7 separate regions of the Mus musculus genome follow, and all the other regions are linked to region 1. Evidence: chromatin loops called from intact Hi-C (ENCODE). Cell type or tissue: heart. All regions are shown on one strand.

Evidence for each region. A loop is a pair of places that touch in the nucleus more often than their neighbours do. Peaks named below come from ENCODE experiments on the same cell type or tissue, not always from the same donor. Only the 100,000 strongest peaks of a DNase experiment are listed, where the experiment ranks them.
Region 2: it touches region 1 in a loop (6-fold over the local background); 10 of 42 quality-filtered maps call a loop at or near these places.
Region 3: it touches region 1 in a loop (10-fold over the local background); 15 of 42 quality-filtered maps call a loop at or near these places.
Region 4: a loop joins it to region 1, with 5 times the contacts of the local background. A loop is called at or near these places in 10 of 42 quality-filtered maps.
Region 5: it touches region 1 in a loop (9-fold over the local background); 19 of 42 quality-filtered maps call a loop at or near these places.
Region 6: it touches region 1 in a loop (8-fold over the local background); 13 of 42 quality-filtered maps call a loop at or near these places.
Region 7: a loop joins it to region 1, with 10 times the contacts of the local background. A loop is called at or near these places in 5 of 42 quality-filtered maps.

Annotation. Positions count from the first base shown.
Region 1 is chr8:126,664,367-126,668,366 of GRCm38, forward strand. No RefSeq gene overlaps it. Among named protein-coding and RNA genes, the nearest start is that of Gm31603, 63 kb to the right of the region's middle. RefSeq lists an enhancer at 1,055-3,390. In heart, no CTCF peak of the experiment used is centred here; DNase peaks (open chromatin) are centred at 1,485, 2,255 and 3,615; H3K4me3 peaks cover 1,433 bases; H3K27ac peaks cover 3,937 bases.
Region 2 is chr8:126,525,703-126,529,702 of GRCm38, forward strand. No RefSeq gene overlaps it. Among named protein-coding and RNA genes, the nearest start is that of Gm51605, 27 kb to the left of the region's middle. In heart, a CTCF peak has its summit at 1,568; DNase peaks (open chromatin) are centred at 69, 1,579, 2,979 and 3,179; H3K27ac peaks cover 2,369 bases.
Region 3 is chr8:126,837,910-126,841,909 of GRCm38, forward strand. It overlaps Gm31718 (a long non-coding RNA gene), which reads right to left. Exons shown (of 8, transcript XR_879375.3): 3 at 3,637-3,730; 4 at 3,303-3,344. Among named protein-coding and RNA genes, the nearest start is that of A630001O12Rik, 9.1 kb to the right of the region's middle. In heart, a CTCF peak has its summit at 2,051; DNase peaks (open chromatin) are centred at 1,242 and 1,952; H3K4me3 peaks cover 1,205 bases; H3K27ac peaks cover 3,358 bases.
Region 4 is chr8:126,515,042-126,519,041 of GRCm38, forward strand. No RefSeq gene overlaps it. Among named protein-coding and RNA genes, the nearest start is that of Gm51605, 16 kb to the left of the region's middle. In heart, no CTCF peak of the experiment used is centred here; DNase peaks (open chromatin) are centred at 1,720 and 2,320; H3K4me3 peaks cover 896 bases; H3K27ac peaks cover 2,511 bases.
Region 5 is chr8:126,594,365-126,598,364 of GRCm38, forward strand. Gm31546 (a long non-coding RNA gene) reads right to left here and starts at 1,804. Exons shown (of 2, transcript XR_388210.1): 1 at 1,511-1,804; 2 at 1-1,298. In heart, a CTCF peak has its summit at 213; DNase peaks (open chromatin) are centred at 307, 1,167, 1,957 and 2,557; H3K4me3 peaks cover 2,713 bases; H3K27ac peaks cover 4,000 bases.
Region 6 is chr8:126,495,536-126,499,535 of GRCm38, forward strand. It overlaps Gm51605 (a long non-coding RNA gene), which reads right to left. Exons shown (of 2, transcript XR_003947621.1): 1 at 1,753-4,000; 2 at 1-331. Among named protein-coding and RNA genes, the nearest start is that of Gm51605, 3.2 kb to the right of the region's middle. In heart, no CTCF peak of the experiment used is centred here; DNase peaks (open chromatin) are centred at 1,596, 2,226, 2,586 and 3,176; H3K4me3 peaks cover 847 bases; H3K27ac peaks cover 1,840 bases.
Region 7 is chr8:126,805,413-126,809,412 of GRCm38, forward strand. Gm31718 (a long non-coding RNA gene) reads right to left here. Exons shown (of 8, transcript XR_879375.3): 8 at 1-301. Among named protein-coding and RNA genes, the nearest start is that of A630001O12Rik, 42 kb to the right of the region's middle. In heart, a CTCF peak has its summit at 2,387; DNase peaks (open chromatin) are centred at 169, 579, 1,379 and 2,159; H3K27ac peaks cover 2,523 bases.

The DNA.
Region 1 (4,000 bases):
AGGTATTTCACCTAATGTATGTGTGTAATAGGTATTTATTTTTGGATCAGGGGCTCCTCATGTACCTCAGGCTGGGTTTGAACTCACTACATCACTACATAGTCCATTGCTGTCAAAACCACAGCGAGCCTTCTGTCTCAGTCTCCTAAGGATTAGTATCACAGGTGAGTACCAGTGTGCCTAACCCAGCCAGCTGTCTTAATTTCCCAGAGACTGGATGGAGTAAGGGTAGGTGTGGAGACTAGCCAACAAAGGTGCTGGTCAGGGTGCTACCAACTAGCCAAAGAAAGTGCTGGTCAGAATACTACCAGCTGGACGAAGAGGTACTTCACAAGGCATGCACCAAGTGGTAGCTCACGGATGGAGGAAGGAGGTGGGGAGGGCGTCTTTCCATCTGCCTTTGGCCTCAGGCTCAATTTCTGCTTCTTGGACTACCAAGGACAAAGCCTTCATTTCTTTTTGGAAGGAAAGACAGACTTTATCCAATCTCAGTCTCTCTCCCTTGCCATCCTCCCCCAGCCCCCCCCCCCCCCATTCATAGAGTTGAACAGTCAGCCATGGCCAACTTGCCCTTACATAAGACAGAGCATTACCTAGAATCCTTCCTAGCTGAAGAGGCTGTAGGGAGGGGGTGGAAAGCCATTTGTTTACTGGTTCAGAACAGGACTTTCTACTTCAGAAGTCTCCAGGCTTGTTATCCCAGCTACGCAGAGGCAGAATTGCACGTTTTCAAAGCCTGCCTGGGAAACAGAATGAGGTGAAAGCCTGTCTAGACAGCCCAATGAGACTTTATCTCCAAATAAAAAGTAAGGAGTCTGCCGAGGCTATAGCTCTGTGATGGAATGCTTCCGAGAGTGCACAAAGCCCTGTAGCATCCCCAGCACAAGAGTAACAATAAACTTCACCGGAATTCAGAAAAGACATTAAAATAAGATGATGCTCGAAAGAGGTGCCAAATGGATCGGGCTAGCCTGGGCTACAAACCACGTGCCCCTCTCCCATCTCAAAAGAAATAAATTAAGACCAACAATAGACATTGACAGATTTCCCAACAAGGGAACAACCAGGACAGTGGCTTTCCACTGACGACCATTGTAGCGGAAGATTATGTTCTATCTCTTTAATAGTGCTATAGGAGGCACCTGCTTACAGACGGAGGAGGAGGCTGGGAGTGAATGTCTGGCCCTGGCCAGCCATCCTCGGCCAGCAATGGGCCTGCTGAGCCCATTTCAACTGAAATGAGATCAATAGGATTCATTTTTTCTCCTGCTGGCTCCCGAGTGATTCATGAATCAGAAAACTAGTTCATGAATCAGAGCGGGGCGGGGAGAAGGGGGGGGGACCATTTGTGCAGTCGGCAAACCTCCATTTCTTTCACGAACCTAGCCGTGAGTTGCATAACACTGCCTGGCACTTGCTAGTTGAAACCAGTCTTTTCGGAAGCTGCTTTACTCGCTCACCTATTCTCCTTCTGGAAAGGGGAGGGACACGGTGTGTACTACTGTGTGTCCAGCAGTCAGTGTGTACTGACTGTGTGTCCGGCGGTCTCGGTAACATTTCCACGACAAGGGAAGCATTCATGAGTCTGCGTGTGTGAGTGTGTCGCAAACAGCCTTTGACCGGCCTTGGGGCCCCTTTAAACCTGAAAAAGAGCCAAGTTCATCTCTCTGTGGAGCTGCTTAAGGAAGCTTTGAGATGGGGCAGTTGGAACATCTCTGCAAGGGCTGATTACAGCCTACTAAGGAAAATGAGATTTTTATCTCACAGGAATTCAGTTATAAAAATAAAATACAGCGTCTGGCTTGATTCAGCTAAATGCACAAGTGCCTGGGTGTTTTTAATTTAGTAGGAAAAAAAAAAAAGCCCCGGACAAGAGGAATGACCTAAAACACTACATTTAAAGGAAAAAAAGGGAGGGAGGGAAGAGGGAGGCTACAGGAAGTGTGTGTGTGTGTGTGTGTGTGTGTGTGTGTGTGTGTGTGTGTAGGGGGAGAGAGAGAGAGGAAGAGGGAAAGGGAGAGAGAGCCATGGAGGACTGGGGTGGAGGGGCGGGACAGAAAGAAGCCACCCTGCTGGCACTTGAATGCAGAGGGTGATGTCACCGGAGCAGTTGGAGCGAAGGGGAGAAAAACAACTTGAAGCAGTGCTAATCCCCGTTTGCTGCCCTGAAGGGAATGGACGGTGGCCAAGGCAGGGAGTTATGGGAAACCATATAAGGGTGCCAAGCAAGCTTTGCCGCCAACATTAGGAACTGACAGCTTTGTTCTCTGTCACTTGGCTGCCAGCCAGAGGCCTCATTTCAGCTCAGCGGCAGCGTGACTACCCTGGCGGGCTGCCAGCCCTGTGCTCAGAGCTTTTTCCTCCCAGGGCTTAGCTTTTTTTCCCTCCTCCGTCCCTTTGCCAAACATGCAGCGGTTACTATGGCAGTGAGAAGGAAAGTTAAACACACACACACACACACACACACACACACACACACACACACCAAAGTAGAGGCACGCCTTTATCCAGATGTGCAGCCGGGAGCAGAGAGAAAAGGCAGTTAACCTACCCAGTGGGGCCTGCAGGAAGGGGGAAGACACCTCGCTGTGAGAGGTGGCCGGCTGCTGCTGCTGCTGTCACTAGAGACAGACAGGCCTCCCTGTGCACCTTGTGGGAGGGAGTGGGGCTGACTTCCAGACCTTGTTTCTCTGTTCTCCATCTCTTCCTGAGGCATGGTGGAGTGCGTAACACCAAATGGGGAAGACTGTCATGCTTTCCACTGGCCCTGTGTCTGTGGTTCTGAGAAAGCTGCAGGGAGCCAGGCCCATGGAGCATGAAAGAGGAGACAGGAGGGCAGGAGGAGGGGTCTGCGTACCCTCTGGACACCAACGCAAACTTAGCACCATGGCTTCCCCTGCCAACACTGGGAGGGTTGTGCTTAGTGCTGTGACTCAACCTAGTGGAGATCAGACCTCCAACCCTGGTAGTTCAGGGTACGCCGGAGCTGAGTAGCCTTTGTCAGGACCGAGGGCCTGCAAGGGCCAGTGTGTTCTTGTTCCCACATGGAACGGCAGCCAGGAGGGACTCTGAAGAAAGAGTACATTGCAATGTTTTTAATTAGGAGCATTTTTCACCTGCTTAGAAAGTGGAACATCTCCTGGGAGATGACAGGTCTCGACCAGAGGCAAGCCTCCAGGCACATGGTTGGCCGTGGGTTTCTAAGGCAGAGGTTGCTTAGAAGTAGAGATCTGGATGCCAGGCTTTCAGACCCTCGGGGTTTTAGCAAAGTTCCCAGAAAGGCCTCTTCGGAATCTAGAAAGTTCTGCCAGGCTGACTCCTGGCCCCACCGCTGGTGACTTAGGAAGGGTGACTTAAGAAGGGGTCGAAGTGTTTGGTGTAACCCTGCAAACCTCTCTGTAAAAACACAGTGGCTGCCACCCTCGGCGGGGCCCTGTGGCACTGAGAACGGCCTCCATAGTCTCTCTCCAGCTGCATCTTGGCAGGGAGCGAAGTAGAGCTGCCAGGAGGGACATGGCCCAAGGTCAGGAGGGAAAAGTTGGCAAGCAGGAAAGTATCCCAGAAGTCCCTGGGCCTGTTCCATGCTGCTTTTATTCCAGGCCTAGTCTGTACTTCTTAGGAGGCATGCCAAGCCAAAATGGGTTGTTCGCTGTGTTCAGCCAAATAGGGGTCCGGTAGGGAAGAGGTGGTGATAGGCTCCTCTGGGAGTATTATGAGCACAGCACGTACCATGGCCACCCCCCTCCACTACTGGAGGGGGGGGGTTGTTACCCTATTTTCATCGCTATCTTTCCCTAGCCTGCATGCCTACTGACTGTCATTCTTTCTAAGGGCCAAGGCCACAGGAGGCCAAGCTAGGAGACACACTCTGTGCATCAGTCCCTATGCCAAGGGGACCTGACAGGCTTGGTCCCCAGAGCATGGCAGAGTCTGCCACCACAGGGAGGGTAGTGGAATGTGGAAATCTGAATGAAATACACTTTGTTTCAACTGGGGCAGA
Region 2 (4,000 bases), 140 kb before region 1:
AGAAAAGGAGGCAGGAGGGCAGCTTGGGACTTGGCAAATTACAGAGTATCCTAGAGCTGCCAGGAGACTGGATACTTGGAGCCTCATCAGAGGCCACAGCTGGGATTCAATTGTCCAGCATGGTAGTTCCTCCTCCCCTTCCTTTCTCCCTCCTCCCCATCCTTTCTCTCTGGGGTTGTAACCCAGAGCTCCATCTGCTCAGTATCCCCAACCCTCTTTTAAAAATTATTATCAATTTAATTTTACCCTTTGAGATGGGAGCTGACTAAGTTGCCTAGATTGGCTTTGGATTCACTCTGTGGTCCAAGGCTGCTTGAACTTTGAGCCTCTTACTTCAAGCGCCAGAATTTCTGGGATGATAGTCTACACTACTGGACCTGCCTTCAGTGTGGACATTTTAAGGTCTTTCTTCACACAAAACCTTCAGTTTCATGTGTCTCCTTTTATTGCTAGTCTTCAGGGGGAAATCCCTTTGCTGGTTTCAGGACCCTTCCTTTTGAACCCTACCCACCACCATCCAGTGCCCTAGGACCAGATATCCCCAAAGTTCTGAGTGCCTGTCTTTCCAGTCTTCTCTTCAACCTCACAACTCTGACAGATGAAAAGAAACACTCTCTTTACCCCCAGGTTGGTGGGTGACCCAAATAGATAGCGCATGGGATGCTAGGGACGATTCCAGAGAGAAATGGGATAAAGCCAAGCTGATGAGCAGAGATGGGATCTTACAGTAAGAGACTCTGAAGTTAATGACGCTCCTGAAAATAGCTCTTCTGCCTTAAGACAGCCACGTAAACAGAGGCGCAAAAGAGGATGTCCTGGGACGGTTTTTCACCCGATGCTGCTGAGCCTCAGGTTAGGCCTCAGGAGTGCCAAGACGCATGTCTACCCAGTTGGAAGCCATCAGGGCTAAGCCAGGCGCTGGTCTACCCAGCTATATAAGGCTTGAGCACTGTTGGGTTGAATGGGGCAACAGGGGTGCATTTTCATGGAGCTGAGGTCTACCACCATCCTTTCAATTAGAAAAGAAAAGAAAAGAAAAGGAAAGAAAAGAAAAGAAAAGAAAGGAAAAGAAAAGAAAAGAAAAACTGTGTGAATGCTTGCGCATGCACGCTGTGCGTGCGTGGGTACGTACGTACGTATGTGGGTGTGTGTATACGTGCGCGGGTACATGTATGCTCGCCTGTGTGTTTGAGTATGTAATTACTTCTCACAAGAGGCTACAGAAAGGGCTGATATCCACCCACCATCTCAGGTCTGGACAAACTCTTGAAGAGATCACAGATAGCTTTGGTGTCCTTCGGTTTCTTTGCCCCTGCATGGGCAGTGGAGAGGAAAGGCCCCAGAGAAGGTCAAGGCAGGGCTGTTTTGTTCTCAGAACAGAGCAGAGACGGCCAGCAACACCACCCAGGCAATGCTCTGTGGAGACAAGAGGAAAAACAAAAGCCGGGAAGCCCATCTCCTTGGAGCTGTTTATGTTACATAACTCAAATAGACCCGGCAGCAGCAGAACTCCTCAGTGAAGCCAGACGAGGGCGAGGGCGGCTCCCTCAGCCATGAGTCGGGTCGAGATGGCTGCCTCAAAACAACAATAATCTAATTCTCAAGGACACACCATCGCAACTCAACAGGACATCCTGACTGAGCTGCAGAGCAGGCTCAGAGAGGACTTGGCAGGTCCTTATCTTCTCTGGCTAAGGAAATGAGCCCTGACCATAAGGAGGGGCATGGTCTCCAGCAGGGAGGCGTCCCTTCATAAAGAGGGAAGTGTTTGATGCTGGTCCCTGAAAGGCAGTGAAAGTGACCCGGAGCTCTCACAAGTCCAGCCCTTTTCAGCCTTGAGCAAAGAGGTAGAGACTGGCTTTCTGGCAGCTGACAAGGAGTCAGTGTGGAAAAGGTGTAAGCTGCCAGGCGGTGGTGGCATGCGCCTTTGATCCCAGAACTCAGGAGTCAGAGGCAGGTGGATCGCTGTGAGTTCAAGGCCAGCCTGTTCTACAGAGTGAATTCTAGGACAGCCAAGGCTACACACACACACACACACACACACACACACACACACACACACGTATAAGCAAGTCAGGCCTAGTGGATCAGAAGTTCAAGGCCTGGGCTAGAGAGATGGCTCAGATGCTCTGACAGGGGAATGCTTGCAATGCAGGCATGAGGGTCTGAGTTCAATAACCATACTGAGCCAGTGTGAGGGAGGGGGGGTTGGGGAAGCCAGCCATGGTGGTACATGCATGTTATCTGAGCATTAGGAACCCTGAGATAGGAGGATTCCTGGGGCTTGTTGTCTAGACAGCCTCACCTACTTGATAGTTTCAAGCCAATGAGAAACTCTGCCTCAAAAAAACAAGGCGGATAGCTCCAGGAAAACATCTGAAGTTGTCCTCTGGCCTCAGTATGCATGTGCACACGTACACGTGTACATACATACATACATACTGTACACCCTCATACACGTGAACACACTTAAAACATACAAGTTCTACAGAAAAAGTTGCAGGCCAGCCAGGACAACTTAGCAAGATAAGTTGAGTTGTCTCAAAATAAAAAGTCAAAAGAGGCTAGAAATGTCAGGAGTAAAAGTTTATCTAGCACGCAGGGAGCATTAAGTGCAGGGAGCACTACAGAAAAGAATGCAACAACAACAACAACAACAAAACCCAAAACCAAAATAACCCACCACTAACGGCTAAGTGAGGGCAGCCCCCAGGCCTGAAGCTGCACAGAGTGAGTCCTCAGACAGAACAAATGAGAACCCAGGAGACCTCTTTCATCAACACACCATTGTCTCTGAGGATGGTGGTTCCACCATAGGCTGGGGACAAGAATAGAAAGGCAATTGAGAACACAACCCTCAGAATAGTCAGATGGAACCGGCTGCCAACGCTTGCCCCGTTAGTAGGCTATGGGGACATGCAGAGAGCGTTTTTCTCTCGAAGGCTTGTGTTTAAAAATACATCTTTCTTCAAAGCTGACTGGGGAGCAGATGAGAAACGTGAAGCCTCCTGTGTCTGTGCGGAGGGGTGTGAACTCACTCTGATCTGATGAGGCTTGCTCAGTGCCTCTGCCCTCCCTATGCCTGCTTGGGTTCCCTTGTGCCTCAGCGAGTTCATGGCTCAAGTTTAATGGCAGCCAGAGAAATAAACATGGCTCCTTTAAAATGTGGGTCAAAGGTTGGGAGTGCAGCTTAGTGGTAGGGAGGGCCCTCACCTAACCTGTGCAAGGAAGGCCCTGGACTCCGTTCCCAGCATTGCCATACTCCAGAAACATTGTCCCCTAGGGGAGCTGGCTGGCTGCCCACAGAGGGCAAGTGTTGAGGTATCCTTGTATCCTCTTGGCTTGGACCCTTCCTTTACAAATGTGTCCTGGATACCTTCTCTCGTCCAGTTTCCTAATTTTCAAAAGTAGTATAATTTCTTCCCACTCCTTATGAGTAACTAGGAACTACACCAGCAAAAGTTACCTTACAAAGCTGGCATTGAGTTCCACATTCAGGTTCAAGTGATGAGCGATCCCCTCTCTCAGCCCGGCAGGCCCAGTGTGGGACTCTCCTTTAAATATCACACTGACAGACAACGCTGCAGGCTGTGGAGCTGCTCTGCCCGGAAGACAGTCGAGAGCACCTCCAGAGAAGCTGGTTTGGAGGAACCTCTGAAGTTCCTACAAGTCCAAACGTATGTTCTCAGTAGAAACCAACAGGTGGTGAGCTGTCAGGCAGTGTAGATGCCAGAATCTACCCATGTACAGATTTGGCACCCTTTTCCCAGGGGAGCTTCGAGTGAGCAGATCACCATGGTGGGGTCAATTTCAAGTCTGCCTCAATGAAACTCTGGGGATGTTCCTTGAACAACAACTGGGGCAGTGTGACAGCTGTTTAAGGACACCTAAGAGAAGGGTCCCCAGGGAGTGGAGATGGAGCTTCCCCTGGGACTGCTCTGCTTGCTGTGTGTGTGAAGTGAAAGACTGAAAGTAGGGGAGGGGGCAGGGTCAGCTGAAA
Region 3 (4,000 bases), 170 kb after region 1:
TGAGAACTGTCCTCAGCACCTCCTCTGATATCAGCCTACCATAAAACGAGAAGAAACACAACAGACACATTCCTACCCAGAGAGGATGATTTAACACGTGCTTGCTGGGACTTCTTATAAAAGCGGAAATATAAAATCCTTACTGCAGCAGCACAGGTCTCTGAGCTGCCAGGTGACCCCCTAGCAAGTCCTGTGGCTTTACTGCAGTTTCTTTAGCATTTTGGATGCGCTAGTCGAACGCCATAGCACTAGGAGCCAAATAGCGTCATACAATTAAGGTGGAAAACATCGCATAAATGCAACGGAGGCCAGGGCTTAAATAGCCACATATGGTTTCACAAAACGTACTCCGGATCATCAGCCAGCAGTAAAAACACACAGGAGGGAGATGGTCTGGCTGGAAATGAACTGCAAATTGATAAACATGTAGTTGCTAATGCGGTGTTTATTATTTTTTACTGGGATAAAAATTAACTTGTGCAGCCTTGGCTAGCCAGCGGCTTGAACTCTACCATCTGGGTAGTGGAATCGGCTGTTTCTGGAACTCCAGGTTACAAGTTAGTGTTGCCAGACCGTATTCGTGAACAGGTCCTGCATGTCCAGATAGCAGAATGGAGAGAGGTTTCAGCAAAACACCATAGAACCTGTCAGGGCAGCAAAGAGGACTACCAGGAGGGAGCCACTCTGTTTTGAATTTGTACATGTACCTGTGTATGTCACACTGACATATGTGTGTCAGTGCATGGGGAGGTCAAAGATCAACCTTGGCTATCATTCTTTGGGAGCCATCCATCCTGTGTTCTGAGACAGGGTCTCTCACTGGCTCTGCGCTCACCTATTAAGCTACTAGGTTGACTGGCCAGCAAGACCCAGAGAGCTGTTTCTACTTTCCTAGCACTGGGCTTGCAAGCACATGTCACCAAACAGTTTTTTATGTGAGTTCTGGAGGATTGAACTCAGGTCTTCGTGCTTGTGTGGCCAGTACATTACCGACTGAGCCATCTTGCCAGTAGTAATCCCACATTTCAAGTGGAGAAGGAGGCTGGCAACTTCCTGGAAAATCACCTTCACCTCAGGAAGCCAGACAGGCTGCAAATCCTGGCCTTCTAGAGAGGCAAAGAAGAGATTGCAAGGGATGCAGGGACTGGGGGATGGGGTGTGTGAGTGTGTGTGTGTGTGTGTGCAGGAAGATCATGAGGGCACTGGGGGCAAGCCTGAGCAAGCACAGCCAGTCATGTGACAACCCCAGCAGCTGCCCCAGCTGCAGAGCTGACCTCTCTGTCCCCAGGGGCCCTTTGTCATCAGCTGGATCAATTTACTTCAGCTACAGTGTCCTCACAAGCAGGGACTGAATTATGACTCGTGGAAATCCCCTCTGTACCAAGGAATCAGGTAGCTTTCAAACTCCCAACAATTAATGGCTCTTTTGGTCAAAGGAGAACATGAGGCAGGGAGGCGTTGGAGGAGGGGAGAGCAGCAAGCAGCGCTCTGGGTCTCCGAACAGGCTGTTCAGTTTCTAGTAAATTAGAAGGGGTGGATGGTGGAGGTACCAGTAATGTTACCCTGTAGAATGCGGTCTCCTTTGACGTCAGTGAGATGCTTCTCTCCCTTTCTCCTTTTGCCCTCCTTCCTCTCTCCTTTCCCTTCCTGTGTCCCTCCCTCCTCCCAACATCTTTACACGTCACAGAGTCATGCTGAAAACAGCTCTGAGTTTTACAACACAGCTTCCAGACGCAGAAGATCCCCCCACCCCCACCCCCCACCCCACCCTGACAACACTGCAGGGCAGAATGCAGGCTGTAGTGGGAGGCAGACAAAAAATAAAAATGTTCATGTGACTCAAAGCAGGAAGCAGGACACATTGCTGGGAGGAGGCGTCACCACCACAGGCTGTGCATTCCTGCCTTGCCTGGCCAGGTTAGCCATCCCCTCCAAGGGAGCATTCCTCTGTGGCAAGAACACACACTGGTCTCAGACAATCCTGAAATAGAATCTTGACGAGCATGCGCCCTGCTCTGAGGCCACTCAGCCTGGTGTCCTGGCTCCCCCTGTCTCTTCCCAGGAGATGTGTTCTCCACACATCAAACAGTAGCAGCTGCCCCCTTGTCAGAACGGAGCTAGTGAAAATAGCATTGCAAGGCTGGCCAAGCACTCTAGATCCAGACCAGAAATGCTGCTGTTTTTATTTAAATTGCACCTGCATATACCCACACACATACATAATGCATGTGTGCATACACAGGTTCATGCACATATGCACATGCACGATTACACATGCACTCACATGGACACACATGCATGACTGCTTCCACAGAGCATGCTGTGGGTATTAGAGGGGGTTGCTTTCTGGGTGGCTAGTCTCAAAAAGTCTACTTGTTTCTGGAGTAAAAGGACTCTAGTTTTCTGGGGTTTTTGTTTTTTGTTTCCCTCAGGCAGCTTTTTTTGCAGCTGGTTTGTATATGCATTTGGTTTGTATATGCATTATATATATGAATATGATGTGACTCTTTGAAGAAAGAATCATATATAATATGAAGGTAGAACTGGGTCTATATGGGAAAGGAGAACTTAAAGGAGGTGGGGGGAGAGGAGGTGGGGGAGAGGAGATGGGGAGGGAAGTCAGGAAAGGGAAGGGAGTGGGAGAGGGGTGAGGGAGGGGAATGAGGGAAGAAAGATAAAATGTCATATGTCTTCTCTCATGTATGGAACTAGATTTAGCTATATTCACATATATAAATGGCATAAAAGCGGCAAGTCTTAGAGGAAAGGGAGAGGGGGACAATGAGTGAGTAGTGGAGGAAGGATGGGGGAGGATAATAAGGAAACAAATACAAAGTATATGGATGAAAATGTCATCATGTGAAATCCATTATTTTATATACTAAAAAAATACTTCAATGAATTAAAAATAAATAAATAGTTTTTATGGGATAAGACCTTGACCCCAAGGCTTTGTCCTAATAGGCACCAATGAGGCCCCAGATGGGGTTGGGTGTAAAAGCAGAGAGCAAGCGTGAATATCCTGCTGGCCCCACCATCCTCTGCTCTAGAAAGCAAGGGTATCAGGAGGCTTCAGAACAGGGAGCATTTTGTAAGCCAGTGTCCCAAACAGTCTTACAGGCATGAGGTCATGGGGGAAAACACATACACAGAAAGAAGAGAAATTTTGGAATCTATTCCAAAATTAGAGGGGGAAGATAATGAAATGTGTGTGCATGCACCCTCAGTCTGGGGAACCAGAGACTGTATGAAATTGCCATGAGCAGATAAAGCCATTCAGTAAGAGACGGAGTCCAACTCACCGCAAAGATATATTTAACATGCGTAGATGGATGGATGGGCAGCTGAACAAAGAGAATGAATTGTTTTAGAAAACAAAGATGGTAAACAGGACTCAAAGCTTTTGGGAGGGGCTGGGCAGGTTTGGGAAATAACAGTGTGTGAGTTAACAATGAAGAACATTCTAACCCCATACCCGGGGGTGGATGGAAGTGGGTGTGTCTAACCAAAGGCAAATCCGTGTGCCTTCCATGGGAACAGTGGGCCTTTATGTGGTCCTGTGTACCGGAGTCCTGCCTCTCCTGTCATGACACCCATTGGCTATTGTTGAGAGGGGGTGACTACCCTTCTGCTTACCTACAATGCAAACGTTCCAAGAGGCCTGTAGGAGGCTGAACTCTGACACAGGGAGTTAAAGCCAGCTTCCTCACTCTTCTTCTCTCTTCCTCACCTGGAAAATGAAGGCACAGAAGGAAGTTAGGATGGAAAGAAATGGTGGCCACCTGCATGTAACCTTCCAGTACTGCTTGAGAGCTCTGAGTCCCGGGGGCACACACTAAGGGCTGGACTGACAGCAAGGGAGTAGGCATCTTGGCTGGGAACAGCCTGCTAAAGGCTCTCACTTCTTCACTGTATCCTCACGGGGACTTCTTCCTCACAGGAGACCTACCTAACTGTTTTGGGGTCACTGCAGAGGTGCTTCACACAGTGGGGCTCCTTT
Region 4 (4,000 bases), 150 kb before region 1:
TGAAAATAACTCAAGAAGCACACACAGCTCTGAGCTCCTTCTATTTCTTAGCCTCTCTGTTTTCAATCTCTCAGCCTCACAGAGACAAGATACCATCTCTGGTGTGTTAGCTGCAGAGCTCCCATGAATGGTACAACGGGCATCATAGGAGACAGATTGAACTGAAGCTAAGATAACTTCAGCATCTGAAAGGGGAAAAAAAATAAGCACTTTCTGGAGCCCCTTGCCCAGAGGCAGGTCCACAGTCACAAAACCTCCAGAGACAGAAGACTCACAGCCTGCCTCCATTGCCAGGCTCACTGAAAGGACAGCGACTCCTTCTGCAATCCCTTGTCTTAGTCACTCACAGAACTCATGATGTTTCAAAGAAGTTCACAGAGCTGGGGAGGTAGCTCAGTTGGCAGAGTGCTGACCAAGCATTCACAAAGCTCTGGGTTCAATCCTCATGATGGTGGGTGGCACAGGCCCATAATCTGAGCATTCAGGAGTTGGAGGTCAGAGGATAAGGAGCTTAAGGTTCCTTTTTGGCCTAGGTGGTGAGTTTGAGGTCAGTCCAGGATGCATAAGACCTTGTGTGAAAGAAAGAAAGAAAGAAAGAAAGAAAGAAAGAAAGAAAGAAAGAAAGAGAGAGAGAGAGAGAGGGAGAAAGGAAGAAAGGAAGAAAGAGAGGGAGGGAGAAAGGAAGAAAGAAAGGTAGAGGAAGAGAAAAAGAGAGAAAAAAGCAAAAGAGAAAGAGAAAAGAGAAAGAGAGAAAGAGAGAAAGAAAGAAAGAAAGAAAGAGAAAGGAAGAAAGAAAAAGAAAGAAAGACAGAAAAAGAAAGAAATAAAGAAAGGAAGGAAGAAAGAAAGGTAGAGGAAGAGAGAAAGAGAGAAAAAGCAAAAGAGAAAGAGAAAGAAAAAGAGAGAGAAAGGAAGAAAGAAAATGAAAGCGAGAAAGACAAAAAAGAAAGAAAGAAAGAGAGGGAGAAAGGAAGAAAGAAAGGTAGAGGAAGAAAGAAAGAGAAAAAGCAAAAGAGAAAGAGAGAAAAGAGAAAGAAAGAGAGAGAAAGAGAGAGAGAAAAAGGAAGAAAGAAAATGAAAGAAAGAAAGAAAGAAAGAAAGAAAGAAAGAGAAAGGGATAGAGAAAGAGAGAAAGGAAGAGAAAGAAAGAGAAGAAGAGAAAGGAAGAAAAAGAGAAAAGAAAAAGAGAAAGAAAAAAGAGAAAGAATGGAAGAAAGGAAGAAAGAGAGAGAGAGAGAGAGAGAGAGAGAGAGAGAGAGAGAGAGAGAGAAGGAAAAAGAGAAAGAAAGGCAGGGAGCGTGGAGACCTTAAAAGCACTGGCTGCTCTTACATAGGACCCAGGTTTAGCTCCCAGCACCCACATGATAGCTCACTAACATCTGTAACTCCACTTCTAGTGACTCAATGCTCTCTTCTGACCTGCAAGGGCACTGAACAAGCACACTGAATACAGACATGCTCGCAGGCAAAATGCCCCCAAACATAAAAATTTTAATAATAATAATAAAGCTTTCAAAAAACCCTCCCCTAATCACCACAAAAGAAAGACCTGCTCTCCACATTAAGACGTCTAAAGACTGTGATTAATTGGGTAGCGACTGTCTAATGACCTGGAGGTTCCTGTAGGGCAAAGGACTCAGCTAGCTTGAGAACAGGGCTCTTTTAGTGCCCCATGAGGTAGGGATTAGGGGGCGTGGTTCCCTCCATTGCTTCTCCAAAGAAAACACGCCTGACTAGCAGCAGAGATCAATAAAAAGACATCACACCGAAAACAAGAAATCTCACGGGAGGGGAGGCTGACGTCCTTTCTTATTTATGGCTCACGATGAACAGCGGACAGATGTGCTGAGGGAGATCAGAAAGCCGCTCTTAGTTGGGGCTGATTCTGGGGGTCTTTGGAGCAACCGCTTCTCCCAACACTTGACACTGTGACGATGTAATTGGTTTTGGGAGAGCTGGGAGTGGGATAAGGGATTTTCCGGAGGAAGATGAACGCAGGAATGCAGCTCTGGACTGAAGCTGCTGACCCGATTCCTCCAAAATAGATCCCACATCACAGAGCAGCGGGAATCTAAGCCTTCCCAGAGCGCCCACCCGCACTGCTACAAACACCTAATTCATGAAAGAAATGAGCTTTAAAGATGGCAGCCATGCCACCCGTTAGCTGTTTGGTCATCGAAGTGCTTCTAGAAATGGAAAAGAGCTATTCAGCACTAAAGATTTAGGAACGTCTGTTGACATTAAGGAAGCAGCCTCATGGGAGAGCTGACAAGGCTCCCAGAAACATCACCAAGGGAACGGTGACGCAAATGCGTTTGGTTTTCACAGACTGGCGTGCTGCCAGACTCCCTGCCTGACGGCTGATGTAACTCCAGTTCCTATCTAGGTTAGCTTGCTTAGATAGTGCCAGCAGAACACGCAGCCGCAGTCAACAGCAAGCTTCTTTTGGAGACCAGAGTAAAAGGATAAACATATGTTTTCTTCTTTAGATCCTGATGTGTATTGTATTTTAAAGGGGGTACAAGGCTGGAGAGATGGGTCCACGGGTTACAAGGACGGGCTACACTTCTGGAGGATCAGAGTTCGAGTCCCAGCACCCACATGGTAGTTTGCAATCATCCATATTCCAGTCTCAGAGTATTGCGCCCCTCTTCTGACCTCTGTGGGCACCAGGCATGAATACGGCACACAGACATACATGCAAACAAAACTTCTATACACATATACATTTTTTAAAAAAGAATTATTTATTTTATGTATGTGAGTACACCATCACTCTCTTCAGACACACCAGAAGAGGGTATCAAATCCCATTACAGATGTTTGTGAGACACCATGTGGTTGCTGGGAATTGAACTCAGGACCTCTGGAAGGATGAGCAGTCAGTGCTCTAAACCGCTGAGCCATCTCTCCAGCCTATATATATATAACGTTTACAAAGGAAAAGAAAGGAATCTCATGTCAGCCTAAATTCTACCTCAACACAGACCAGAGGCAAGCCTGTCACCCACAAAAGGCATCACTATTTCACAAATATCAGCTCTCAATACTGTTTAGCCTATTAGGGAATAAGAAGGAGACTGTTCCCAGCTGAGCCAAATAATGACAGGAGAAAGCAGAGGACATTAGTTGTGAATGCAAAGATAATGATCCTTTTCATTATTGACTAAATGGGCTGAGGCCTCTGAAACCTGCGCTAAAAGATCACTATTCTAAAACATTTTTCTTAGAGACTGCCGATTTCCGGGTTTGTTTGTTTGTTTACAATCAATAAAGGAGAATTGTTAATTGGAAACATTCCCCCCAGACTCGGGTCAGATGTTGATGCGTTGTCTTCCGCAGGGTGTAAAGGGACAGAAAGCCAAGAAACAAACAAACAAACAAAGACTAGCTTTTAAAGCTTACTAGGTTATCCCAGGACAGAGGAACCTGTGCTGTCTTTAAAGGCCAGAAGCTGATATATAATTGGTTCCCTGGCCTTTAGAGGCAGGTAATTAAATCAGCAAGAGAGGGAGGGGCGAACAGTAATGGAGACAAAAGAGCCAGGCTAAAAATACAAGGGAAGGACCAGAGCTGACCGGATACCAGTCCTTGAAGGCACAGTATTGATCATGCCCAGGTTTACAGCACACCCCTCCCACTCTGCTCTGTTTTCCCTCCTCCACCCCTCTCCTCTACCCACCCATTTCCTTTTCTTCTTTCCTTTATTTATTTGTTTGCTTACTTATGTGGGTTTTTGTTTGTTTGTTTGTTTTGTTTTGTTTTTTGAGACAGGGTCTTTCTGCGTAATTCAGGCCTTAAACTCACACCATCCTTTCTACCTCAACCTCCCAGGTGTTGGATTGCAGGTATATGCCACCACTCCTAGGTTAACCCATTCTTTGTTTGTTCTCTGTGTGTGTATGTGTGTGTGTGTGTGTGTGTGTGTGTGTATGCGTGCGTGTGTGTGTGTGTGTGTGTATGCGTGCGTGTGTGTGTGTGCGTGTGTATGCGTGTGTGT
Region 5 (4,000 bases), 70 kb before region 1:
GCGCACTTTGGACTTTTCCTTGTTAGCGTCTCACTTGGCTTCAGCTGGGCGCGCGCACGCTATCAACACTCTGCCCTGTTTTGGTCGAGGAAGCAACTACACACTGCCGCTGCCCCTTTAAGTTTTACAAAAACTTAGTGCTCAGGCAGGCCCGGCCTCTTTTGCGCGTGCACTGAAAGGAGGACGCACAGGCCCGAGGCTCCTCAGGCGCCGCCGCCCAGCGTCTTATGTAGGTCTGTGCAGCGAGCGCGTGACGTGGGCAAGGGACGCTGCCACTGCGCAAACTCCACATAAGACGTGCCCAGCGCCGCGGGCCCTGGGGCCGCGCCGAGCTAGTGCACATTCCAGGGATCTGGGCTCTGCAGCGCACCGCGTCACGGCTCAGGACCCGCCCCCGGTCTCTGGCTAGTAGGCCCTGCCCCACCGCCTCCGCGGGGCCGAACTTCGAGTGGCCAACTCTGGGCGCGCGCTGTCCCCTTTGCGCCTAGGGCGTGCGCTGGCGGGTGGACTTGGCTGTCTGTTGTACCATCCGGCTTAGCCCAGTGGGCACAGACGCGCCTGGCAGCATCGCTTCGTTGTTCCCTTCCACGCTGGGCAGTGAGGGCTGCCCAGAGTGGACGGAACACCGAATTGTACACTTTGGTAGGGAGCAGGGACTGGTGTGTGCTGTCAGTGGTCGGTCAGTCAGGCTCTGATTTGAGACCTACTACTCTGAGTAAGAGCCGCTTTTGCTTTTGTGGTGAACAACGCAGGTCCACCTCTCTCCCCAAGATTGGAATGGGCTGGTTAAGTGTGGGAAGAGCAGGGTACTAAGTACATTAGCTTTCCTACAACTGGATTGGAAGGTGGAAAGGGAGGGGGGAAAAATCTGCTGACCTTTTTTTCTCCGGTGGCTGCTATTGAAAAATGCCAGGTTGCTTCAAAGAATAGCCACAAGAGGAAACACGCCCCACAGAGAAGCAGCCCAGAGAGCTGTTTAGAGCACAAGAATAAACCTGTTGGAGGTGGCACAGAAAGCTTAGCGCCAGATGCCAAGGGCGTCCACAGGCTAACCTTGAACGTCTCTCTCGGGGCTTTCCAGAGAAGGTACATCTGTGTCAAGGGCCTCCCCAGCTCCCCTTCCAGTCACAAGCCTGCCTCACCCTCTCCAAGCCTGGAATGGGGCCTACCCGGATCCATTCCCAGAAGCAGCTGGTGCCAGCTGGTTTGGGCACCTGCTCCAGGACCTGTCAGTCTGGTCACTCTCTTCCAAGACCCTGTGTCACTCATCTGAGCACGTGATTTTGACCGTGCAGAACCTGAGTGGAGGAGATGAAGCTGCCCTGACTGCAGAGTCATCTCAGTGCCCTGAGAGATGGCCCACTAGGCAGACACAGAAACATTAAAACAAAGCAGAACCTCCCTTGAAAGCCTGGCCTGATTGTACTCGGTCCACCTGCCAGCAGCCCACAATGCCCTCTCCAGGGAAAGCCGCCACTACAACCCAAAATAGAATTGCCGAGGTACATACAATGTCTGCCTTGAGAAATGCGAAGTGGAGCTTCTCCAAAAGACCGGCATTTCCTTTGTATTTCACACTGGCTTCATGTTGAAACTGAGCTGTTAGAGCTGTGCGCAGGGGGGGCGGGGGGGGGGAGCCTCCCTCCACCCCCTCCAGATGCCTGCCTGCTGGAAAATGGAAAGGCTATTTTAGATCTGGGCTGTCCTTCATAAAAAGCAACCCGGCTCCAGGGGGTTAAGGTAGGTCCTGGATCCAGGGCAGCAAACCCTTATACTGTATCAACAGCCTTTCATGATGCCTGGCCTTTCATGTAACTCCGGAGCCGGTTTTTTTTTTTTTTTTTTTTTTTTTTAATCGATGTATGCTAAGTAAACATAGCTTTGTTTCTGTCTTCCACCCACTACCCTCCCTCCCGCTGCAGACTGGAGCTGGATCCTGTCCAAAGCGGCTGCTGCTGGAGTTACAGCCTGCCTCCTCCACACACAGGAGCGGGGTTTCTAGGGTGAGGCAATGCGTCTGCAATTCGCACAGACAAGGCAGGAATTGTAATTGTAGCTCACCATGTGACGACTTATGAAAGAGGAAGTTGGTATGTTTTAGTCACGTAGACTGCCCTCTTGCTTAAGGCTCCGGGTCCTCCCAGAAGAGAGTGAGGATGAGCTTGGCTGTCCAAGAGTCAAGGTTACAGGATTGGCTGCAGCATCTGTGTGTGCATTCCTTAGTGGACAGGCAGGCAGATGCTGTGGGTTGAGGCTGGCGCTTATTCAGGACACGGGAAACTTGTGATTTGTCTTAAGAACTGAAGGAAATACTCTACAGGGAGGGGGTCTGTGGAGACTAGACGAGCAACAGTTTTCCTGACTTTAATTCCAAAGATCTCTCCTTTTAAATACAAATCTGTGTAGGGGGATGGGAAGGGATTCTAATGCTTAAGTCTGTGGGCCAAAACAGATCTCAGTCTATAACCACAACATTGGACATGAACATCAGATCTGTGACTCTCCTCCCCAGGCCTCACTGCAGCGGAGGTGAGCCCCAGGCATGCAGGAAGCCCTGTGCCCACAGACTATAGGATAGGGTGCTACAAGATCACCCATGTGGAGTTCTGCCTTCAGGACCCCAGCGGAATTATGGATGCTTTATACCATGGCATCCTAAATTTGTGAACTCCATGGATTAATGGCTCCCCCTCCGTACGGGGCAGCCTTAAGTGACAGTCATCCTGAGGACGAGGGGAACAGGCACAGTGGCTAAGCACTTGCTCCACAAGCCTGAGGGGTTGAACTAGAATCACCAGAATCCATGTAAGCCAACTACTGTGTGGCCATAATTTCAGTGTTCAGAGATAGAACTCCCCAGACGCGCAAGGACCAGCTACCTGAGGTACTAAACAAGAAAGGACAAAAGACCCCATCTCAAACAAGATGGAAGGCAAGGGTGGATAACTGAGGTTTGACTCTTACCTCCTAAAATGTGCCTGCACTCAAGTTTGCATTCTCTCTGTCTGTCTGTCTGTCTGTCTCTCTCTGTCTGTCTCTCGTCTCTCTCTCTCTGTCTCTCTGTCTGTCTCTCTCTGTCTAACGAAAATGATGTTTAAAAAAAAAAGCCATAGTAAGGTCTTCTCACCTCTGACCTCAGCTTCCATGAAGGAGAAAATAATTCCTCACATGTCATTTGCATTTCTGTGGGTGGCACTGCCCACCTTGCTGACTGGCAAGAAAGTGAGCAATGGGGAGGCGGGGATTGGGGGGAGAGGGCATATAAAACCAGACAAGCTTGTTAATATGAATACATTTCCACAAACTGTAACTACGACAACAGAGACGAACCTTCTAGAACGGGTTCAAGGGCCTTTCTTCTAAACAATGACATTTGTTGGGGGTGATCTCACAGATTTTTCAAGTGCTTCCCCTCTGATGAACCTCCTCGAAGCTACCCTCCATTGTCCACGGGGATTTTTAGTATTAGGAAAGCAGTTGAGTGTGGAGCATCTAAGAACCAGGCCAGATCAGAGCACGGAGGTTTTAGAAGCTGAGCTGCTGCCATCAGCATGTGTCTCTATCCATACAGGTCCCCATCTAGAGCAAAACTGGGGTCTGGATGTATGTTAACTAGAGGCATGTTGGAATTTCAAGATTCAAGCAAAAAGTGGTTGTGTGTGTATGTGTGTGTGTGTGTGTGTGTGTGTGTGTGTGTGTGTGTGTAGGGAAAGCAGATAAAGGAGAGACTGAGGCCATACCCTTATTCTATCTGCAAGGAAAAATTCAGGAGACCTGGAAGAGATTCAGTAGCCTTGGAGCCAGGGCCCCCCTCTACTGGCTTTTAGAAAGGGAACTGGAAGGAGTGTTCTTAGCTGGCTATGGTTTTTGTGTATAGTTAACACACTGGCTGGAGTCCTTTGAAAGATAAGCCGTAGGAAGACGGGTGGACAACGTTTGAATGTATTAAAAGCCCAGTATCCTCTCATTAGCTTTCCGGCTTAAAAAAAAAAAGATGAAC
Region 6 (4,000 bases), 170 kb before region 1:
GAGCATGATTAACCAACCAGGGGCTGTACACTTAACAAAAACTGATAATTCCTCTCCTAGAAGATATCAACTGTCAGTAGTTCCTAAGCCCTACCCCGTTCATGCCCCTCCCCTTCCCTTCCACGTCCCTCCCCTTCCACGCCCCTCCCCTTCCACACCACGCCCCTTCCATTCTACAATATAGACAACTTGATCTTGCGCAGGTAACCACAATGGCCATGCGTTCAGGGGTGCCGCAGTCCAGTCGTGTCCGGAAGACATTTCCCTTGGCCCCTTCCCGATCTCTGGGTGTTATAGTCTTTTCATCTCTCTTCCACGACGGTTGCCAAGCCTTGGGCAGGGAGAATTATATAGATGCTTCATTTGTTGAGCCCTCCAACATTTACTCTCTGACCTCTGATTGGTTGTGAGTTTCTGTGTTAACCGCCATCTACTGCACAAAGGCACTTTTCTGATGGGGGCTGGGAACTACACCAATCCATGGTATACAGTTATAAATTTAAAGGGCAATTTGAGGGCTGGGGAGATGGCTCAGCGGTTAAGAGCACCCACTACCCTTCTGAAAGTCCTGAGTTCAATTCCCACCAACTGCATGGTGGTTCACAACCATCTGTAATGGGATCCGATGCCCTCTTCTGGTGTGTCTAAAGACAGCGACGATGTACACATACAAAGTAAGTAAATAAATCTTAAAGGGCAATTTGATTATTTAGTATAATAATAAGCAGTATGTTCTCTCTGGGATCTTTGGGGCTCCCTGACCACAGCACATGGACAGATTTGTGGTACCAGACATCTGTCTCCTCCTGTGGAGTTGGCCCCAAGTCCAACTGGAAACAATAGCATAACAATTACTGCTATTCACAGGGCTCTCAGCTTGAAAAGATAATTGGTGACATGTTAGCCCTGACTGCCTTTCAGTACTGAGAGCTGGCCACAGGGTTGAAGCTTCCTGGTCCCTACTAACTTGATTTCTCTATTTCCAGTAGCCTATGTGTGTGATGTCTTCAGCAATAGGATCCCCCCATCGAGTCTACTGGGTAACCAGGGGCAGAGGCAACACAATGCTCAAGTCTTAATCCCCAGAAGATCATTTCCTCAGAAGATGGATGCATTTGGGGACAAGGCCTTCAAAGAGATGACTAAGATAAAAAGCAGTCAGGAGGATACGTCCTATTTCAACATGATTGATGTCCTTATAAGAAGTAGATTAGGGTACAGGCAGTCATAGAGTAAAGACCACTGAGGACACGGAGAGATAACGGTTGTACCGTGCCCTTGGGAGGCCTCCAAAGACACCAACTCTAAGAAGGCCTTAACCTCAGACTTCTAGCCCCAGAACAAAGAAAATGTTAACTGAATCACTCATCGTGTGGGACACGACTACCGAAGCCAGAGCCATCTTCACAGCTACTTGGTCACATGTCAGGCCTCCTCCAGGTATCAGAGGCTCTTGATATGGTCTGTGATCTGGTCTATCAGCATGAACACCCATGAGGCTGGTGTTCTGAGGGTGTCAACATGTCCACAGGTGGAGTTTGAAAAGTGTGGGGTTCAGCAGACTAGAGAAGAATGTACATATGTTTCAGGCAGGGGTGAGACAGGGACTCCTGTGCTCAAGTGTTAGTGGAGTCGTGACAGGGAGAACATGGTCTGGGAGGGTGTAAGGCAAGGCAGACTTCTCAGAGCTGTAAGCTCGTGTCAAGTGCTGGCCCTGGGGCTGGGGTGCAGCTGAGTTGCTGGAATGCTTACCTATCAGCCGTGAAGTCCTGGGTTTGATCCCCAGCACGATGGTGTGATGATGTGCCTCTATAATTCAAGCACTCAGGAGGTGGAAACAGGAGAACCAAAACCTCAAGGTCTTTCTTGAACACATAGCAAGTTTGAGACCCTGTCTCTAAAAACTAAACAAAACTGGCCTTGAAGCCATTGAAGTCGTTGTCTGGTTCAAGAAGGATGTGAGGCAGTGAGTATCCGGAGGTATAATGATGAGTAGGAGCGGGCACATCTGACCTCCTTGTCTTCCGTTGGTGTTTTGAAACAGATCTTTAAAAAGCCCAAATGAGTTCCCTCTGAGTTCTCCATTAATGAGAAAAAGGCCCGGATGGTACCTGCAATGCTAGCCAGTGACCACCAGATGGCACTCTGTCCCCGCTGTGCAGGCTCACAGCCCAGGGCCTCAGGAAATGTGTCACTGTGCCTCCTTTGCCCGACACTCCCCCTCCTCCCGCAGCAGTCCCGTGTCTACACCACAGGAAGCTCGTCTTTGGGGACATGTGTGAAACTCCACACCGCCTGGCTTAGCTCTGCCTCCTGTTCCTCCTGGGGACATAGCAAGCAAGATCTCACCTACCCTGAAGAGGCCCGAAGAGTCCTCCAGGCGCTCCCGAGCCTGCGTTCTGGCTAGGCACTGAGCTTCCATTTTGAAATCTGCTGCCCAGGAGAAGCACACCCGATGGAAGAGAAGCATATTTCAGAACTATGTATTGATAGATCTGCACCCCTGGCACGAATGCAGCCCTGCAAACACGGCTACCCTGGCATTTAGACCACTTACAGTGGGGTGTAAGACTGACGTAATCCCCAACCTCGGCCCTGGAGAATTAATGAGTTGTTCATGCCATGAGCCGTGAAAGAAAGACTTGCACTGGGGTGGGCGGTTACTGCTTGCCCAGAGTGGCGGAATGAGCCATGGGGCTGGAGGCCAAAGGACTCGGGCCACCCATGCAGGGAATTAACTCCCAGAGATCCATCGCAGGCACGGAGGGCACGGAGCAATCGCTCCATTTGAAGTTTGCATGCCTCTCGGCCCTGCACATCTGAGACTTGGGGTCCATCCCATAGGAACCAGTCCATGACCAAAATCTGGCCGTTGAAAATCTACTGTTGTCAAGCTCTGGCTTTTAGGCAGAGAGCCCTGTCCTTGCTTTCAACTCCAAAAGCAATGAATAATTAATCATCACATTCTTGAATAGAAAGGACGTTTCAATGGATGAGTGACACTTTCAATAGGGTTCTCTGATATTTGCTGTTGCTTCCTTCTGTCTGAAGCAGGACCCCAGGAGTGAAAGGAAGCGAAGACAGAGGCAACATTGTGTTTATTACCGGCTGTGCTTTTGACCCATCAGAAACTGGAGTGGATAGAGAGCAGCTGGATCGGATATTTACCTTGGCACCTGCCCCGCACCAGGCTCTCTCTCTCTCCCATATGTTATATAAGCAGTTTCATGCTCCATACTCGGGGCAATGCTTGGCAGTTGGCTTTGAACCTTTTGTGTGAGTGTATGTGTGCACATATGCCTATGGGTGCCTGTGTGTATGTGTTGCTTGTATGTGTATACATGTGTGTGAAAGGCCAGAAGGCAATCCCAGGTGTCCTTTCTTCATACTATCTGTATTATTTTTTTGAGACTCTTTGATCTGACCTCACCAAGCAGACTAGACTGACTGGCCAGTGAGGCCAAGGGATCTATCTACCTGAGTCCTTGTCTTAGTTAGGGTTTTACTGCTGTGAACAGACACCATGACCAAGGCAACTCTTGTAAGGACAGCGTTTCATTGGGGCTGGCTTACAGGTTCAGAGGTTTAGCCCATTATCATCAAGGCAAGAAGCATTGGCAGCATTCATGCAAGCATGTTGCAGGAGGAGCTGAGAGTTCTAAGTCTTCATCCAAAGGCAGACAGGAGACTAGCTTCCAGGCATCTAGAATGAGGGTCTCCAAGCCTACCCCCACAGTGACATACTTCCTCCAACAAGGCCACACTTCCTAATAGTGCCACTCCCTGGGGCAAGCATATTGAAATCACCAAAGTCCAAGTCCCAAGTACTAGAACTACAAGTGTAAGCCAACACTTCTAGGTTTTTTTGTGTATGTGTTTGTTTTGTTTTTCTCTTTAGTGTGGATTCTGGGCATTAAACTCAAGTCCTCATGGTTGCAGGGCAAGCACTTTACCAGCTAAGTCATCTCCCAGATCCACACCTGGGCTCTCACATGAAGAA
Region 7 (4,000 bases), 140 kb after region 1:
AGGACCCTGAGGGCCTGGCCCAGGCTCCCCACCCTCTTGTGTGAATGCCATTCAGGTTTTTGTTCATTGTTGCCTGCCGGACAACCGGGAGTGTTTTCTTTGGAAAGCCCAGCGATCCTGCATGCTGCCCTTCCTCTGTCCCGAACAAGTGTTGTTTAATGGGCGGCCGAGATTGTTTTGGAGATAGGCGTCTTTTCGAAAGAGGAGGAGGCTGTGTGCCTTGGTTACTTTGGCCACCTTCCTTTGTTTTTTTTCTGGAAACTCCTCCTCCCCATGTGTGAAGACCGTAGGTGTCAGGGACCTGAAAAACAAACACTCATTCAGCATGCAAGAACCAGGCCCTGAGAAGCCCTGCAAGGCCTCACATCAGGGTCCTGAGGAGGCCCTGAGAGGGAGAGGGGAAGGCAGCAGAGCCTGGGAAAGTCACACCCTACAGTGTGAACTGAGTTTGCTGACTGTTTTGGGGACCTGCAGACAGGGGCCTGTGAATTCCAAACACAGTACACAGGCCTTTGGCTTTCCCTCAGGCCCCTTCCTTCCTGTCCCTCAGCCTGACCCTCCCCTCCTGGCAGGCCCTTCCTGTTTCGGGGAAGTTCAGCTTGTGGTGGAAGAATGGCCATTGTTCCTCCCTCCTCCTGGTCCCCTGCTCACATCCGGTCCCTGGTCTCTAAGTTCCCCTTCAGAACAGCCCAGACTTTCCTTCTCAAGAAACCTGTGAGACGAGGGCATTTCCTCCCTGGCTACCCCGGTTCCCACCCTCTGTTTCCAGTAGCCTTCAGGCCTGCCAGACCATCAGGCTCCCTGCTTTTCTGTGACCCGAGGCCCACACCTGTGACTTAACAGCTCAGTGTCTCTTTCCTCACATTCTACCTGTCCCAAGACATATTTACCCTAGGACCTCATGTGAAAAGGCAAAGGGCGAGTTCTGTCACCCATGCCCTCACCCTTTCAGGCAGGCATCAATCACCCGGTTGACAGGTGGCAAGTGCCTCATCTGCAGGCTGGCAGCTCTCTACCATGACATCATGGCCAAGTGAGCTCTGGGGCCTTTCCTACTGGGTGCCTTCTCTGTCTGCTACTTGATTCCCACTGCTCTTGTCTGGGAGAAACCTTTCTTTTGTCTCCTTACACTAGGGACAGACCCAGGTTCCCCCATCCTACTGCATGATGAATTCTTGGTCCTCTCCATATTTGCTGCTCAGCCTTCACCCTACTTTCTATGACTGACCATGCACACACAGCTCACAAAGAGCCAGGGTCCTCTCCAGTGTGTTCAGAGCTACTGTCATCCCGGGAGATACCGCTGACCCCCTCCCCATTCCTCAGTGTATTCAGAAATAGTCCCCTGAGCAGCTCATTTAGGAGACATTCACCCATGGATTTGTGTGAGCCCCTTTACATGTTGGGGCCTAGTTAACACCATCAACCCAAGGCAGGATGACCTTGGAAGAGCAAAGAGACAAGGCAGGAGTCATAGTGGGTATTCTGAAACTGTCCCCTTTAACCTCTAGAGACAAGATGTATCTGTGGCAGATTAGTGACTCCCCTCTGCTATTAAGGTACACATATATGTCACCTCTGCACCCACAGAGGCCAAGATGGGTCCCTGAGGTCTACATTCAGCCTTATTCCCCGTCCTGTGGATGCTGAAATAATCTAAGATAACACAAATCAAGGATTATAGCAGACTCTGCTACACCATTAAACTTCACTAATACACACACACACACACACACAGAGAGAGAGAGAGAGAGAGAGAGAGAGAGAGAGAGAGAGAGAGAGAGAGAGAGAGAGAGAGCAACTTTCCCTCTGGCCAAGATCTAACCAAATCATTATCTCTTCAGGCTGCAGTGAAGATTAAGTCAAAAGCCCTGTTGACTGTACATGCAGTAGCTGGCAGGTGCTCACAGGGAGCAGCCTGGCTGATCCTCGTCATTTGTCCTCCATGTCATGACAGTCCACACCAACGTGAGGGCTAAACACAGTCACTCTAAAGTTCCAAAGTGTCCCATGGCTATTATTAGGCTGTGACAGGCAGCAGAGCCAGGAGAAGTGACCTGGCTCAGAGGACCACAACCTCTGAACGAATGTCATCATCTCCCCAAGTTCCTGAATCCATTGCCACTAGGTTGGGACATTCTCTTCAAGGGCCAGCTCCAAAGCTGGGTTGTAGGAAGTTGTGCAATCGGTGAGGTTCGCTGGCAAGGGATGACTTTCATCTTTTACACATTGACCCTCATGTTCCTGGAAGCTAAACGGGATGAACGTTTTGTTCTTCCCCCAAACACCCCGCCCCTTCTGTCCTCTGTCCTTCAACCAAACCATGTGTGTGTGGCACCCACAGTTCTCAAGAGACCTGGCCAGAACCCCAATTGGCACTCACATGCCCCCTAGAGCATGCACACATACAGCTCCAGAGCTTTTTTCTTTTAAATCCTTACAGCTGACCATTCCCTGTCAGATCCATAGAAGCCAGAGTATAGGGACCAAGTTGCAGGTCATAAAAGGCATTGGCTGGACTACTCATTTCTCAGGGACAAAGGAACCAGTACCCTCTCAGAGGCCATGGTCCAAGGCAGGGAGAGAATGAGGAGCCATCCTTCCATTACCTTTAGGAGATGGTGATGAGCAGCTAGAGACACTTTTGTTTAGGTCATAGGCAAAGTGGTCTGGGTACATACAAACCTGCACCAGATGTAGTGTTCACAGGACTGTGGTGGGATGCCAATAACAGCCCGAGGTTGGTACTTGGCAAACATGGGTGAGTAGACGAGGGGAAGTCTGGGGAGCAACTCTGTAATGATGGCCGCTCACACTGTTGTGGCTGGTGGCTTCCTCAGTAAAACGTATTTGAGCAAATGGAGCTGCACTTTCTCCAAAATGGTCCCACATTGTCCCCTCTAGTCATTCCCCTTTAGCTTGGGACCTTTATTAGCTTAGCTTTCTGTCCCCAAATGAGAAACTATCCTGATTTTCTTCCTTCCTTCCTTCCTTCCTTCCTTCCTTCCTTCCTTCCTTCCTTTCTTCCTTCCTTCCTTCCTTCCTTTCCTTCTTCCTTTCTTTCTTTCCTTTTTTTTTTTTTTTTGGCTCTGTTATCCCTACACCCACTTGTCAAGCCTCTGACGATAAACTTCATCAAAACAGTACGCATGTATTACAACCTCTGTCCTAGAAAAAAGACATTCACTGGGGCCTATGTGTGTTTGCAGAATGGTTTCCAAATTTGACCTGTGTCCCCAGAGCTGAGATCACCAGAGAGAGCTGTTACTACATCTCTGTCTTCCCCCAGGCAACGCACAGAGGCCAGAACGCCATGTGCTGAGAGCCATGCCATCCTCCAACTCCTTTTGCCCTTGGGATCAATGGTCCCCAAAAGTGTGTGGTGGTTGGACACCAGAAATACAGTGTCCATGAGAGAGAAAATGAAGCTGGGGAAGGTCACTGCTGAGATCTGCCCCTAGTCCCTGTCCACAAAACCCTTTCCCCGTTGGAAGGCATTCCTCTGTCCAGAGACTGGTTCTGTAACTTTGTTGCAGTCAATCTCCAAGGCAGGAAGGACTCCTTTAGTGTGTTCTTTGTTTTTCTGCCATACCTGTACCATTTACCAACCTAAGGTGGCTTACCAGGCCTTATTCAATTTTCTAGTCTACCTTTGTATGAGTCGATTTTCTATTGTTATAACAAAAATACCGATGCCAGGGTACTTTATTTAAAAAAAAAATGTTTATTTCACACAATGTTGTTCAAGAGCATAGTGTCAGCTCTGGAAAAGGCTCCCTGAGCATGCCAGATCACAGAAGATGACATCAAGGGAAAATCACATGGAAAGACAGAAAGAAATGGGAGAGGGACCAGTCTTTCTCCTTTATTAAAAATCATCTCTCAAGAACCAAGAAGGTTATCAGGAGAACTACACTAATATCTCTCTCAGGCAAGACCACCGCTGACCACTCATCTCCCATTAGGTCTGGTCTGCAGGCTTGGGCAGTGAGTAAGTCTG